2 separate regions of the Homo sapiens genome follow, and region 1 is linked to region 2. A link is a contact called in ENCODE Hi-C or POLR2A ChIA-PET data. All regions are on one chromosome and are shown on one strand. Each heading gives the region's core, a stretch centred on a gene start or an enhancer-like site at or near the end of the contact. The rest is flanking DNA. Distances are from core to core; before and after follow the strand shown.

Region 1 (6,600 bases), core at 1,587-4,086, 300 kb after region 2:
AATGCAAAAAATTAGCCGGATGTGCATGTAGTCCCAGCTATTTGGGAGGTTGAGGCAGGAGAATCGTTTGAACCTGGGAGGCGGAGATTGAAGTGAGCTGAGATTGTGCCACTGTACTCTAGCCTGAGCAACAGAGTGAGACCCCGTCTCCAAAAAATAAAAAATAAAACAGTTTATATTCAGCATCTAGGCTTGGCACATAGTAGACAGTCATTACTAGCTACGTAACTATGTGCCACTTATGCATATTTGCAACATTTTCACAAGTACAGAGAATAATACATTGAACCCCCATATAGGCAACACCCAGATTCCATAACTATCAACACGAGGCCAATCTGGTTCATACCATTCTCACCTACTTCCCACCCTGACCCTGATTAATTTCTTTAGTGTTCTTTGTATGTAGGGATTTAAACTTTGTCATATGGTACAAATATTCCCTGCCCCCCTGCAGTTTCTCATTTGTCTTTCAGTATATTAATATTTTTGTGCCATACTGGTTTTAAACTTTCATATTGTCACATCTGTTAATCTTTTCTATAGGATTTCTGGATTTTGTGTAATTTTTAAAAAGATCCCCTCCTCCCCAACATCAAAGTTTATAAAAATATTGTCTTTGGGCTGGGCGCAGTGGCTTACGACTGTAATCCCAGCACTTTGGGAGGCCGAGGCAGGTGGATTACCTGAGGTCAGGAGTTCAAGACCAGCCTGGCCAACATGGTGAAACCCCCTCCCTCTCTACTAAAAATACAAAAATTAGCTAGGTGGGCCTGGTGGTGGGTGCCTGTAATCCCAGCTACTTGGGAGGCTGAGGCAGGAGAATTGCTTGAACCCAGGAGGCAGAGGTTGCAGTGAGCCGAGATTGCACCATTGCACTCCAGCCTGGATGACAGGGTGAGACTTCATTTAAAAAAAAAAAAAAAAAAAAAGGATTACATGCTTTTAAATGGTCTATTGTTCGATAAAGTTTAATATAAATTTAAAACTTTGTACAGGTACAGTGAGGATAAATTTTTTAAAATTTCCACTAAACTGCAAAAGTGGTTTAACCAACATAAAATTATTCCTGATGAAGGACATAAAATATCTGTAACCAGTTGTTAAAGTGAGAAGGTGGGTTCTAATCAGATGTGCTCAGTTACTTCCATCTTAGCATCTCTGTTGTAAATCCTTGGGCCTCAGTCTTCTTGTTTGAGGCCCAAAGGCATTTATTTGCACATTTGTTCCTATTATCCAGCAGGACTATTTAAGAACATTCTAAAACGGGTCCCAAATTGCTGAAGATTTATCATCCTGCTATTCCAGGGATTGTTGGTAATCTTCATCCTTTCCTAATTAGAAGAGGCCCCTGGGCTGCAACTACAGTCAGCAAGGTGCGTGGGTTAGACCGGAAGAAGGAGCAGGCTAAACTCAGGGCAGCGGAGTCTTCATGCTCATCAGGTTCTCACCTCTTGTCTCCCTCTGCAGGCACATCCTCATCTGCCTTGCTGCCTACCTGGGCTGTGTATGCTTTGCCTACTTTGATGCTGCCTCAGAGATTCCTGAGCAAGGCCCTGTCATCAAGTTCTGGCCCAATGAGAAATGGGCCTTCATTGGTGTCCCCTATGTGTCCCTCCTGTGTGCCAACAAGAAATCATCAGTCAAGATCACGTGATGGCAAGATGGTGGCTGGCTTCTCTGCTTATCGCCCCTCATGCAGTGGGCTTCCTTTGCTAGGAAGACAGCCAAGGGAGTTCGAATAGTTGGGGTGTGGGCTATCTTTTCAAAAATCTATTTGCTGGGGCTCTTAATTTCTTTAGTGTTCTTTGTATGTAGGGATTTAAACTTTGTCATATGGTACAAATATTCCCTGCCCCCCTGCAGTTTCCCATTTGTCTTTCAGTATGTTAATATTTTTGTGCCATACTGGTTTTAAACTTTCATGTTGTCACATCTGTTAATCTTTTCTTTAGGATTTCTGGATTTTGTGTAATTTTTAAAAAGGTCCCCTCCTCCTCCCTAATGTGTCTGTGGACCACCTGGATTCCACTGTACAAGGGGAAAAGTGTCTATTCCTTTCCCAAAGATGGAAAATGGAGGGCTTAGGGACACTAGATGCATCTTTCTCAGCATCACTTCCAGATGCAGTGACTTGTTGGGCTGCGTCCTTAATGGCCATGGCAGAGCAGTCCCTTGGGGGATCCAGCCCTGTACAATGCATCTCTTCCTGGAGAAAGCTGGCCTGCTCCAGACCCCACCATTCCCAGGCGCCCTTGGAGTGGACTCTACTGATGACAGACAGACCCTCTGAGAGACAAGACCCTCTGACTCTGTGATGGAAGATGCCAGAGATTTTCCTTTGGGGTAATTGTCCTTAAACAAAACCAAACAGATGAAACACACACAGGACTTGTGGCTAAAAAGGCTAGTTTTTCACTTGCATTTCTCAACTAACCCAGGTTTTACATGCATCTGTGAATCCTTTTACTACTACCTCTGTGGAGAGATGGAGAGACTTCAGATAAACGTGAAGCTAATGAGTAAAACCCTCTCTGCCAAAACCTACACTCCACTTTAGGCCCTTCTTGAAGATGAGCACAATTTTTAAATACTGAGCACAATTTTTAAATACTGACATCACTTCCTCTTCCCCCTCCCACCCCAGCTCAGCAGCCTCAAATCTACAGAGAAGAAGAATTATGGCATGAACATTCCCACAGACCCACCATCTTTAAGACTTGACCTCTGTAAGTTTACCAAAGGGCTCCTCACAATTGTGGTGGGGGTTCTGGTTCAAAATTTGGAGCAAACATGAAGTTTTTGGAAACGTTTTCTCATTTGAAGCCTCCAGTATGCTGTACTATTCTGGAAATTACCTTCAAGAGTCTCACTTCTTGTTTCTGTTGTGTTTTCTGTGGGCATCATGTTCTTCACGCTTGCAGTAGAAGGTGCTTTCTCGGTTTCCCAGAGTATCCAACGGCTCACCTTTCTCAAGTGCTGGCAGTAGCTATGCACTCACGGGCTGGTTTGGGTCGCTGGTGCAGCAGCGCAAATCTGTTGCCTTCTGAATTTTTCTCACCTAATGTGACACTGGCTACAATGAATCTTCTCTTCATCGGGCTGAATGAAAGATTCAAGAACCATCTTCAAGGTGCATGGTGGGAATTATCAACCTCAGGGATACTCATTTTAACTCAGGCGTGTCCTGCTTTGTAACATTCCATTGTTGGGAGAGGGCAGGACAGGTGTGTTCTTCTGTGGGCAGGAGTCATGTCACTGTCCTACATATGTAAGAGTTGGGAAGGTGACGATTTTTGACACATCCAGGAACTCTTACTCTAGTTAGAATTTGTACCAGATCCAAGGTGAAAACCCCAATAAGCAACTGAATTTAGAGTTTAAAAATGAATGACTTTATGCTACATCTGTGGTTATCAAATTATATAGGTTGTTGAGAAGCAGAACGCTGTTTGTAGTAAGAAATCTTTGTGGAACCCCAGTGTGTGAAGTAAATTGTATGTTATTAAATTTATTTAAGGTTAAATTTATGGCATTTACTTAATAATATATGAGGTGGTGAAAATGCAAATTAACAAATTGGTAATTTCCAAGGTAGAAAAATTAGGTGTTGAATGAATGTATATGTTGGTTTATTATAGTTTTATATATATATAGAGAGAGTGTTTTGTTTTTGAGTCAGGGTCTTGCTCTATTACCCAGGCTGGAGTGCAGTGGTGCAGTCATGACTCACTGTAGCCTCTGTCTCCCAGGCTCAAGTGATCCTCTCACCTCAGCCTCCCCAGGAGCTGGGAGTACTGGTGCGTGCCTCCACTCCCAGCTAATTTTTGTATTTTTTCATAGAGATGGGGTTTCACCATTTTGCCCAGGCTGGTCTCAAACTTCTGGGCTCAAGAGATTCGCCCGCCTCGGCCTCCCAAAGTGCTGGGAATAGGCATGAGCCGTCACGCCTGGCCTAAAAAATATTTTTAAAATGATCTTTGAATTAAATATTCGTAGAATTTCTAATGTATCTCTTTGAGACCTAGGAGGTTGATGGAACAGAACTGCTGTTAAGTCCTTTGGGTTTCAAGTCTAGAATTTTTTAAAGGCAAATATCAGCTCATTCTTATTTTAGATTGACCTTATCAGGCATGGATTCTGGTCTCATCTACTTTATGGTATAAATGCTCCAAGGTAGGGGGTTTGGTATATATTTTAAGCCCGGCTTTTTTTTTTTTTTTTTTTTTTTTTTTTTTAATGTGAGAAGCAGAATGTGCTTCTAGAAACTGGTTTTAAAGAGATGAGCTGAGAAAGAAATGTGGAATGGAGTATATTTGAGGAGGACAAAACATAACTTCACTTTTGAACAGAAATCACTCTAGCTTGCCAGCATGGGATGTAAACCAAGAGAGTAGAAATATACCCATCTTATTTTAAGTTGGGTTTATGGCATCGCTCATATATGTAAAAGCACTACAAACTCTTTAAAGAAAATTGGGAAACTACAGAGAAGTCAAAGAAAAAAAAAAGTAACCCATATTTCTATTGCCCAGGTATAATCCTTGTTAATATTTTGGTTTGGTCTCCTCTTTTTTCCCCCAATATAGTTGTAAATAAATGATGTCTTTCAGAGTTGACATTTATCCTGTAGCTTGAATGGCATGTAAATGCCAGTTGTATATTTTTTCATGAAGTGTAGGTTTGGAATACACTAGAGTTAGCTATATGCTTGAATGCTGATCACTGGATTCTGAGACTGACTACTGAGTCTACCTTTTTAATCAAGCCTAACATGAATGGGCTCCAAAAAGTAATGAATGTAATTGTACTTTTTGATGTGCCTCTGCACTTGGCTTGGTGAGTCATCATAAATAGCTGTTAAATATGTGACTTTACAGATTTTGATATGTTCAGATTGTAAAAAATGAATAGTTTATTTCATTAATTGATGGGCAGTCAAGAATCTCCCTCCCTTCAGTAGGGCTGACACTTAGGAGTTAGGTCATGGTTGTGGTTACTTGGCATGGCTAATCAGATTTTGTTCTGGTCAGAATTTGCCCAAGATCAATACCCAGCAGAAACTGGAGTTAGGCTATAAAAAACCATTCATGTTTCCGAGTGATCATTTCAGTCAGCGATTCATGTTTTACAGTGTTTAGTTGTTGATTATTAGAAAAAGTAATATTTTCTTCCCTTTATGATTACATCATTATAAATCAAGTCCTTCCATGAACACATTTAAGGTGTGTGGAGATGAGATCTCTGAATCCATTTGGGGATGGGCTGCATTTTTGGGGAACTCTATGCCTGTCCAGTGAAGAGTGCCTAAAACATTAATTATAGATCAAAGATGTTCTGTTGAGGGACAAAGCTTGATGGTCATCAAACACAAGGCTTTGTAAAAATACGACCACCTATTCCACTTACTGGATCTGTCAGGTGTGTAAAACTTCTCTCGCCAGTTCATCATGCTTCCATGAGCCCTCAGGACTGGGATTTGAGCCTTCCTGGCTCTTTATCCCTTGGGGCAGACATGGAACCATCTCTGAGGGACCAGGTGGATGCTGAAGCTCACCCAGTCAGGGCCCCTCTCCTAGCTCCTTTTACACTGAAATTAATCTGAAAGCTTTCATAGCCAAGGCTTTGCCTAGGTGCTATTATTCCAGCTGGCCAAAGAGAAGTCTTGGGCCAGATTGGGATTCTCAATGGATTTTATAGACATAATTCCCCTGCAAACTTAAAAAAATAAATAACCCCTACTTTATAGGACTAATTGTTTGAATTGTATCTTTCTCTGTATGTTAAACCAGATTTAAAACTATTTTATAACCACAATATGTAATCAGAGCAATATAGTGTTTTCAGATATATACCTTGTTTTATACCTTATGTAGGTGTCCTACATAAGGGTGGCATGCCCACTGGCTGTGGTAAAATTTAATCCTCATTGCTTTGGGAGTGACTTAAGGCCTTTTGAAGTGGAGCTTTTGCACTTTATACTTTTTCTGTGAACTATGATAACTATATTTGATATTAAAGCTGTAAGTGGCATTTTCAGCAAATGAATATGTACATGTTTGTGTCTATTTCCAAAATGATTTCTGAACTATCTGCAGTGAAAATGTATCTGATGGATTGTAGAGCAAAGCACATTGCCTAAATTCATTTGTTAATGAATTGGGTACCATTGTTATTAAAAATGCGTAAAGTAATTGTTGTTCCTTGTTGGTTTCTTCTCAGAGCTGTGAAATTAACACATGAAAATATTTCCAGCATAAAATACCTAAGAACAGTTTATTTTTACTAAAACTTCTATAGTCATGTCATATAGATATAAATCTCAAATATAGGCCTGGTGCGGTGGCTCGTGCCTGTAATCCCAGCACTTTGGGAGGGGAAGGTGGGTGGATCACCTGAGGTCAGGAGTTCGAGACCAACCTGGCCAACATGGCGAAACCCCGTCTCTACTAAAAAAAATACAAAAATCAGCTGGGCATGGTAACTCGCACCTGCAGTCCCAGCTAGTCAGGAGGCTGAGGCAGGAGAATCACTTTCACCTGGGAGGCGATGGTTGCAGTGAGTCAAGGTTGCACCAATGCCCTCCAGCCTGGGTGACAG
Region 2 (6,908 bases), core at 2,717-5,216:
TCTCTACTAAATATACAAAATTAGCTGGGCGTGGTGGCGCACGCCTATAATCCCAGCTACTGGGGAGGCTGAGGCAGGAGAATTGCTTGAGACGGGGAGACAGAGTTTGCAGTGAGCCAGGACTGCTCTCCAGCCTGGGCGACAGTGAGACTCCGTCTCAAAAAAACAACAACAAAAACCAGCTGGGCGTAGTGGTGCACACCTGTAATCCCAGGGCTTGGGAGGCTGAGGCAGGAAAATTGCACGAACCTGGGAGGCAGAGATTGCAATAAGCTGAGATTGCCCCACTGCACTCTGGCATGGGCAACAGAGTGAGACTCCGTCTCAATAATAATAATAAATAGCCAGGCATGGTGGCATGTGCCTGTTGTCCCAGCTACTCATGAGGCTGAGGCAGGCAGATCACTTGAGCCCAGGAGTTTAAGAGTGATCATAGGAGATCACAGTGCTGTCATGCACTATGATCACACCTGTAAATAGCCACTCACTTCAGCCTAGGCAACACAGTGAGAAGCTGTCTTTCTCTCTTTTTCCTTTTTTTTGCGGGGCAGACAGGATCTCACTCTGTCACCCAGGCTGGAGTGCAGTGGTACGATCTCAGCTCACTACAACATCTACCTCCCAGGTTCAAGCGATTCTTCTGCCTCAGACTCCCGAGTATCTGGGAGTACAGGCATGCACCATCATACCCAGCTAATGTTTTGTATTTTTAGTACAGACAGAGTTTCACCATGTTGACCAGGCTGGTCTTGAACTCCTGGCCTCAAATGATCCACCTGCCTCGGCCTCCCAAAGTGCTGGAATTACAGGTGTGAGCCAGTGTGCCTAGCCAATTGTTATTTCTATGCCTATGTAATATGCCACACAGAATCACATGTATATGAAAATATTTTTAATAAAGTATTCAAAATGATAAGCTAGTAGGAAAAAAAGATTTGCCTATCTAATGACTCAAGTTGAAATGAATTTCTGAAAACAAAGACAATATATTGCAGTGATTACAAGCATACCTACAATCACCCAGATCTATGTTTGATGACAAAATAGTATTCAACTTGTAGGAAATGCCTCTAAGAGAAAATGGGAAGGAGCCAGGAGAGGCTGGCAGGCCCATCAGACTGCGATGCAGGCCTCAACCCAAGTGAAGAAGAGAGGAAAGGAGAGAAGGGTGGGTAGAAGCACGTTACATTATAGTGTACTCTAAAGAAATTTCAGTGAGGCTGTGGGAGCACCCCAGTCATCAGAGGAGTCCCATATCTCCAAAGTATCACCCTGCCTTAATATCCCTGCCACACTCTGTCACTGGCTGAGAGTAGCCCATGGGTGTGTGGCCTCAGCTCACATGTGGTGATGGAATTCAGAAGGCAGCAGGGGCCCTCAGTCAATTGCTCCCCGCAGTTAGAAGGATATCTGAGCGGTGTATCTCATGGTCACCACACTCAGTTTTCCCCTTTAGTAAGACAGGACAAAATCCTTGCCCACTTGCCATCCAGAGAAATTGGATGACTCAGAGAAGGTAATGTCTGTAAACACTTTGTAAACTTTAAGTATGGAACAGGTAAAATATTCCTTACACAGGACTATGACCCAGTCGTGATGTGTAGCTCTTCACTCCCTATCTCTGTCTACATCCTTTAACACACACCTATGAGACCTCCAGTCTGCCTCTGGCTACCCAACCTAGATACTTCCTGAGCTCAGCCCTGTCTGGAACGCAGGAATGGAAAATACAGTCCTTTGGGTCATAGCTAAAAATGTCCTCAAATAGATCCAGCCAGCTGGCTGTGCATAGGTCAATTCAACCTCATTATGTACCACTTCAATGAAGCTGGACATTGACCTCTTTGATAACCAAGGGCCATGCACAGCAAATTCTGCAACTTAATGATTAAACTGCTTAGAAGAGAGGCAAACTATTAGACTTTGAGAGCTCTACGTTTTTATTTTGATTTTATTTATTTATTTATTTTGAGATGGACTCTTGCTCTGTCTCCCAGGCTGGAGTGCAGTGGTGTAATCTTGGCTCACTGCAACCTCTGCCTCCCAGGTTCAAGCAATTCTCCTGCCTCAGCCTTCTGAGTAGCTGGGATTACAGGTGCTTGCCACCACACCTGGCTAATTTTTCTATTTTTAGTAGAGATGAGGTTTCACCATGTTGGCCAGGCTGGTCTCGAACTCATGACCTCAAGTGATCTGCCTGCCTTGGCCTCCCAAAGTGCTGGGATTACAGGTGTGAGCCACCATACCTGGCCATAATTTTATTTATTTTTGAATAGGTAATACTTACACATGATCTGATATGCAAAACCTACAAAAGATAATACAGTGAAAAGCCTCCCTTCCATTCTGTCTTCTACTCACAAAGTTCCCCCTTGCTGGAGGCAATCAATGCTATCCTTTCTTTTCTTTTCTTTTCTTTTCTCTTTTTGTTTTTTTTTTTGAGACAGAGTCTCTGTCTGTTGCCCAGGCTGGAGTGCAGTGGCGATATCTCGGCTCACTGCAACCTCTGCCCCCCGGGTTCAAGCAATTCTCCTGCCTCAGCCTCCTGAGTAGCTGGGACTACAGGCGCATGCCACCACACCTGGCTATTTTTTTTTGTATTTTAGTAGAGACGGGGTTTCACTGTGTTGCCTAGGCTGGTTGCAAACTCCTGAGCTCAGGCAATCCACCTGCCTCGGCCTCCCAAATTGCTGGGATTACAGGCGCGAGCCACCGCACACAGCCAATGCTAACTTTTTCTTATGTATCCTTTCAGAAATATATATATATATATATATATATATAATTATTTTTTTTTTTTGGTATGTTGTCTCTCTCTGTTGCCCAGGCTGGAGTGCAGTGGTGCGATCTCGGCTCACTGCAACTTCTGCCTCCCGGGTTCAAGTGATTCTCCTGCCTCAGCCTCCTCAGTAGCTGGGATTACAGGCGCCTGCCACCACACCTGGCTAATTTTTGTATTTTTAGTACAGACAGGGTTTCACCATGTTGGCCAGGCTGGTCTTGAACTCCTGACCTCAGGTGATCTGCCCGCCTCGGCCTCCCAAAGTGCTGGGATTACAGGCGTGAGCCACCGCGCCCAGCCCTCAGAAACATTTTATGTGTATTTCTGCCTCCAAAATAATTTCTAAAATTGCTAAAAGAATGTCCCTTAGAGAGTAACTAGTGTTCAGACTGGGCTAATGTTATTTACATTCCTCTATTTTACTCTAATGTATCTAATTTCAACCTTATTTGGAGGCATATTTTTTCAACATTTCACTCTGAAGATTTTTCAAACATACAGGAAAGTTGAAAGAATTGTTCAGTGGGGCCAGGTGCAGTGGTTTACGCCTCTAATCCCAGCACTTTGGGAGGCCAAGGTGGGCGGATTACTTGAGGTCAGGAGTTTGAAACCAGCCTGGCCAACATGGAGAAACCCCGTCTCGACCAAAACTACAAAAATTAGCTGGGTGTGGTGGCAGGCACCTGTAATCCCAGCTACTCGGGAGGCTGAGGAAGGAGAATCACTTGAGCCCCAGAGGTGGAGGCTGCAGTGAGCTGAGATCACACCACTGCACTCCAGCCTGTTAGACAGAGCAAGACTCCATCTCAAAAAAAAAAAAGAAAGAAAGAAAAGAAAAGAAAGAAAGAATTGTTCAGTGAACACCCACACTCCCACCACCTAGATTCTGCAATGACTAATTTGCTACATTTACTTTAGGTATTGCTATTATTATTCTCATTTTACCGCTGATGAAACTGTGTCTTGTTGCAAAAGCTTCTAATGGTATCTTGCTTAATCTTTTTTTTTTTTTTAATTATTCCAGCATTTCAACCAAGGTCCAAAGAGATTAACGTTCCCTGAGAAGAATTTCAATCCAGTTTCTTGTGTCCGAATATGGTCTGTAGATAAGGCCCAAAGAACACAAGTTCTCTTTTTCACTTGTAATTGCGCCATCCTTTGGCCCTTATCATTCCACGTGGTGCTGTTCTCCCTAACAGTTTAACCTCCCTCAGCTGACCTCCTTCTTCTTGAAAGCATGGTAGCTTTTAGGCATGTGAGGGAAGCAGACCAGGCATCCCAGCTGACTCATCTGTTTTTATCTCAACAGCCTACATGGACAACCACTTTTCTACTCACAGTGTGTGGTTCACAGACCAGCCGAATTACATCATAAATGCACAGTATCAGGCCCACCCAGACCTATAGAATGAGAATCTGCCATTTCACAAGATGTCCAAGTGATTCCTATGCACATGCCACATCATTACAGTCTCACTTCAGCCATGGTTAAAAGGAGCCCAATGTGATTTACTGGTCATACGTGGAAAAAAAAAAAAGAGTAGTTCATGACATTTTTCTTGATCAGCCATGGTAACTCATGTCTGTAATCCTAACACTTTGGGATGCCAAAGTGGGATGATCACTTGAGGCCAGGAGTTCAAGTCCAGCCTGGGCAACATAGCAAGACTATAAAGAAAAATAAAGACATTTATCTTTAAAACAACCTTTCCTTCTTCTTGTTTTTACATCTCATTTGCCTCTTTACTCCCTTTCTTCACAACCTGTAATTCCACTTATTGAGCCTGCTGTGTATGCTACGTATGAGGAACATTATTGCTAACCCTCAGAGGTTTACAGAAGATGTTTTATTCCTAATTTACAGATGAGGCTCAGAGGATTAGAAATCCACCTAATATTAAACAGCTGTAAATATTAAGTATGTTCTTTTCCAAGACCTACTGCTCTCTTTCTACTGTAAAACAATGTATTTCCAAACTCTGGCAATTGTCTCAGCCTAGACGTTTCCCACTAGGGCCAGAGAGCTTATGTCTGCCTGTCATCAAAGGCTTGTGGACTTGTCTCTCTCTCAAGCCTCTTTCTCATGTCTTGTTCACTACTAGTTGACCTGGATCTTGTTCTTTTAGCTCCCAGGCATCAACCAGGTGTTCTATAATCTAAGAACTTAGGTAACACCTGTGCATTGTAATGATAGCCTCCTACAGATGGTGAGAGGAGGTGGGAGTGAGAAGATGACAGACAGGTGAAGAAATATTTGGCGAGGTAGGATGCACTCTGCCAGGGCATGCCCCATTTCAACCTAAATAAAGAGCTCAAATAGCTGTTGTGCATATGGTATCTTGCTAATGCCTATGCTGGGTACAGAGATCTATAAAATGTAATTCCTGCCCTTAATAAGGATAATTAATCCAGCAGGGGAGCTAGAACATGCACACATAAAAGCCCCATGAACAAAGTACAGCAGGAACATAGAAGAGAAGCTGCTTCTGGGTGGTGAAATAGATGATTACAAAGAGCATGGGATGGGAGGCAGAGAGCCTCTCAGGCAAGGGGAGAATGTGCAGAAACAGAAGGAAGGAAAAGCACCTTTGGGGAGTCTCCTGCACAGAGCCCAGGGTGGCTGATGGAGAAGGTATGTTAGATTAAGGGGGAAGCTTGGGAATGCCTCATAGGGAGTCACTGAAGGTTGATAAGTAATGTGATCAGAAGTGGGCAGTTCGGTTACTACTTTGGCAGAGAATGTGGCTCAGAGCAGACAGTGACTAGATTGAGCAAGGTGACAGATTCATACCTAGAATGAAACTCAGAGAACAGGTAGACAAGCAGCTTTCAAACTTTTTGGCCCTGAAACCCTTTGTACAAATGAAATGTTAGTCAGCCATTGTAAACAAATAGATTAAAGCTAAATTACTCTGGTTGGAATAAGTGGGAGGGAAGAACTGAGTTCTTTCCTTCCTCTCATTTCTTTCTTTCTCTCCAAGTGGATTCTGAAGGGGCTTCTTGTTTGAAAATCAATGATCAAAGGGCTTAGCAAACCACAACCAGCTCCTGCCTGCCACCTGCTTTTGCAAATAAAAACCTATGGGGATACAGCTATGCCTCTTTGATTTCATATTGTCTCTGCCTGCTTTCATGTTACAATGACCAAGCTGAATAATCAGGACAGGGAAACCCCATGGTCCACAGAATTGAAAGTATTTGCTATCTGGCCCTTTAAAGACAAGGTTTGCCAACCTACCATCTAGGGCTTTATTACAATGCACAGGTGTTACCTATGTTCTTGGTCTGTGGTCTAAGTGTCATCCTTAGACACCAGCACACATTGTCCCTCTGTGCACAGATAGCTCAGGGTGGTGAAGGTTGATTTAGGAGTCATTGACAGCCAGGCGCGGTGGCTCATGCCTGTAATCCCAGCACTTTGGGAGGCCGAGGTGGGCGGATCACCTGCAGTCAGGAGTTCGAGACCAGCCTGACCAAAATCCAACATGGAGAAACCCCGTCTCTACTAAAAATACTAAATTAGCTGGGCATGGTGGCACATGCCTGTAATCCCAGCTACTCGGGAGGCTGAGGCAGAAGAATCACTTGAACCCGGGAGGCAGAGGTTGCGGTGAGCCGAGATCACACCATTGCTCTCCAGCCTGGACAAAAAGAGTGAAACTCTGTCCACCCCCCCACCCCCCCGAAAAAAAAAAAGGAGTCATTGCCTTGGAATTAGGAGTTAGGAGTTGTGTGAGATGGCTTATGATCAAGAGAGAGGGTCCAGAGAGAAAAGAAAGGAGGTTCTGAGAAAACCTTCAGTAATGGCTAGATTTAGAGAACAGGCTGAGGGAATCATAGGAGAAATCACTGGGAAAAGTACCAATTCTCATTGATGCCAGAAAATTATGACACATTGGGCCGGGTGCAGTGGCTCACGCCTGTAATCCCAGCACTCTGGGAGGCCAAGGCGGGCGGATGACAAAGTCAGGAGATGGAGACGATCCTGGCTAACATGGTGAAACCCCATCTCTACAAATAATATAAAAAATTAGCTGGGCGTGGTGGTGGCGCCTATAGTCCCAGCTACTCCAGAGGCTGAGACAGGAGAATGGCGTGAACCCTGGAGGAGGAGCTTGCAGTGAGC

The links. A loop is a pair of places that touch in the nucleus more often than their neighbours do. ChIA-PET counts read pairs that join two places held with the same protein, here RNA polymerase II (POLR2A). Pooled maps may share reads with other maps.
Region 1: a loop to region 2 is called in a pooled map, with 2.5 times the contacts of the local background. The contact joins two enhancer-like sites. A Hi-C loop is called at or near these places in 8 of 50 pooled maps. POLR2A ChIA-PET finds 5 or more read pairs at or near these places in 5 of 52 experiments (GM12878, H1, OCI-LY7 and 2 more).

The regions. Positions count from the first base shown.
Region 1 is chr9:19,448,980-19,455,579 of GRCh38, forward strand. It overlaps ACER2 (alkaline ceramidase 2), which reads left to right. Exons shown (of 6, transcript NM_001010887.3): 6 at 1,471-3,526. The coding sequence ends at 1,657. Among named protein-coding and RNA genes, the nearest start is that of MAP1LC3BP1, 11 kb to the right of the region's middle. RefSeq lists an enhancer at 2,787-3,006. Within about 2 kb of position 2,837, at least 2 of the 41 ENCODE cell types and tissues checked have a DNase peak (open chromatin) inside an H3K27ac peak, as active enhancers do.
Region 2 is chr9:19,150,290-19,157,197 of GRCh38, forward strand. No RefSeq gene overlaps it. Among named protein-coding and RNA genes, the nearest start is that of PLIN2, 26 kb to the left of the region's middle. RefSeq lists a cis regulatory region at 3,781-4,369. Within about 2 kb of position 3,967, at least 8 of the 41 ENCODE cell types and tissues checked have a DNase peak (open chromatin) inside an H3K27ac peak, as active enhancers do.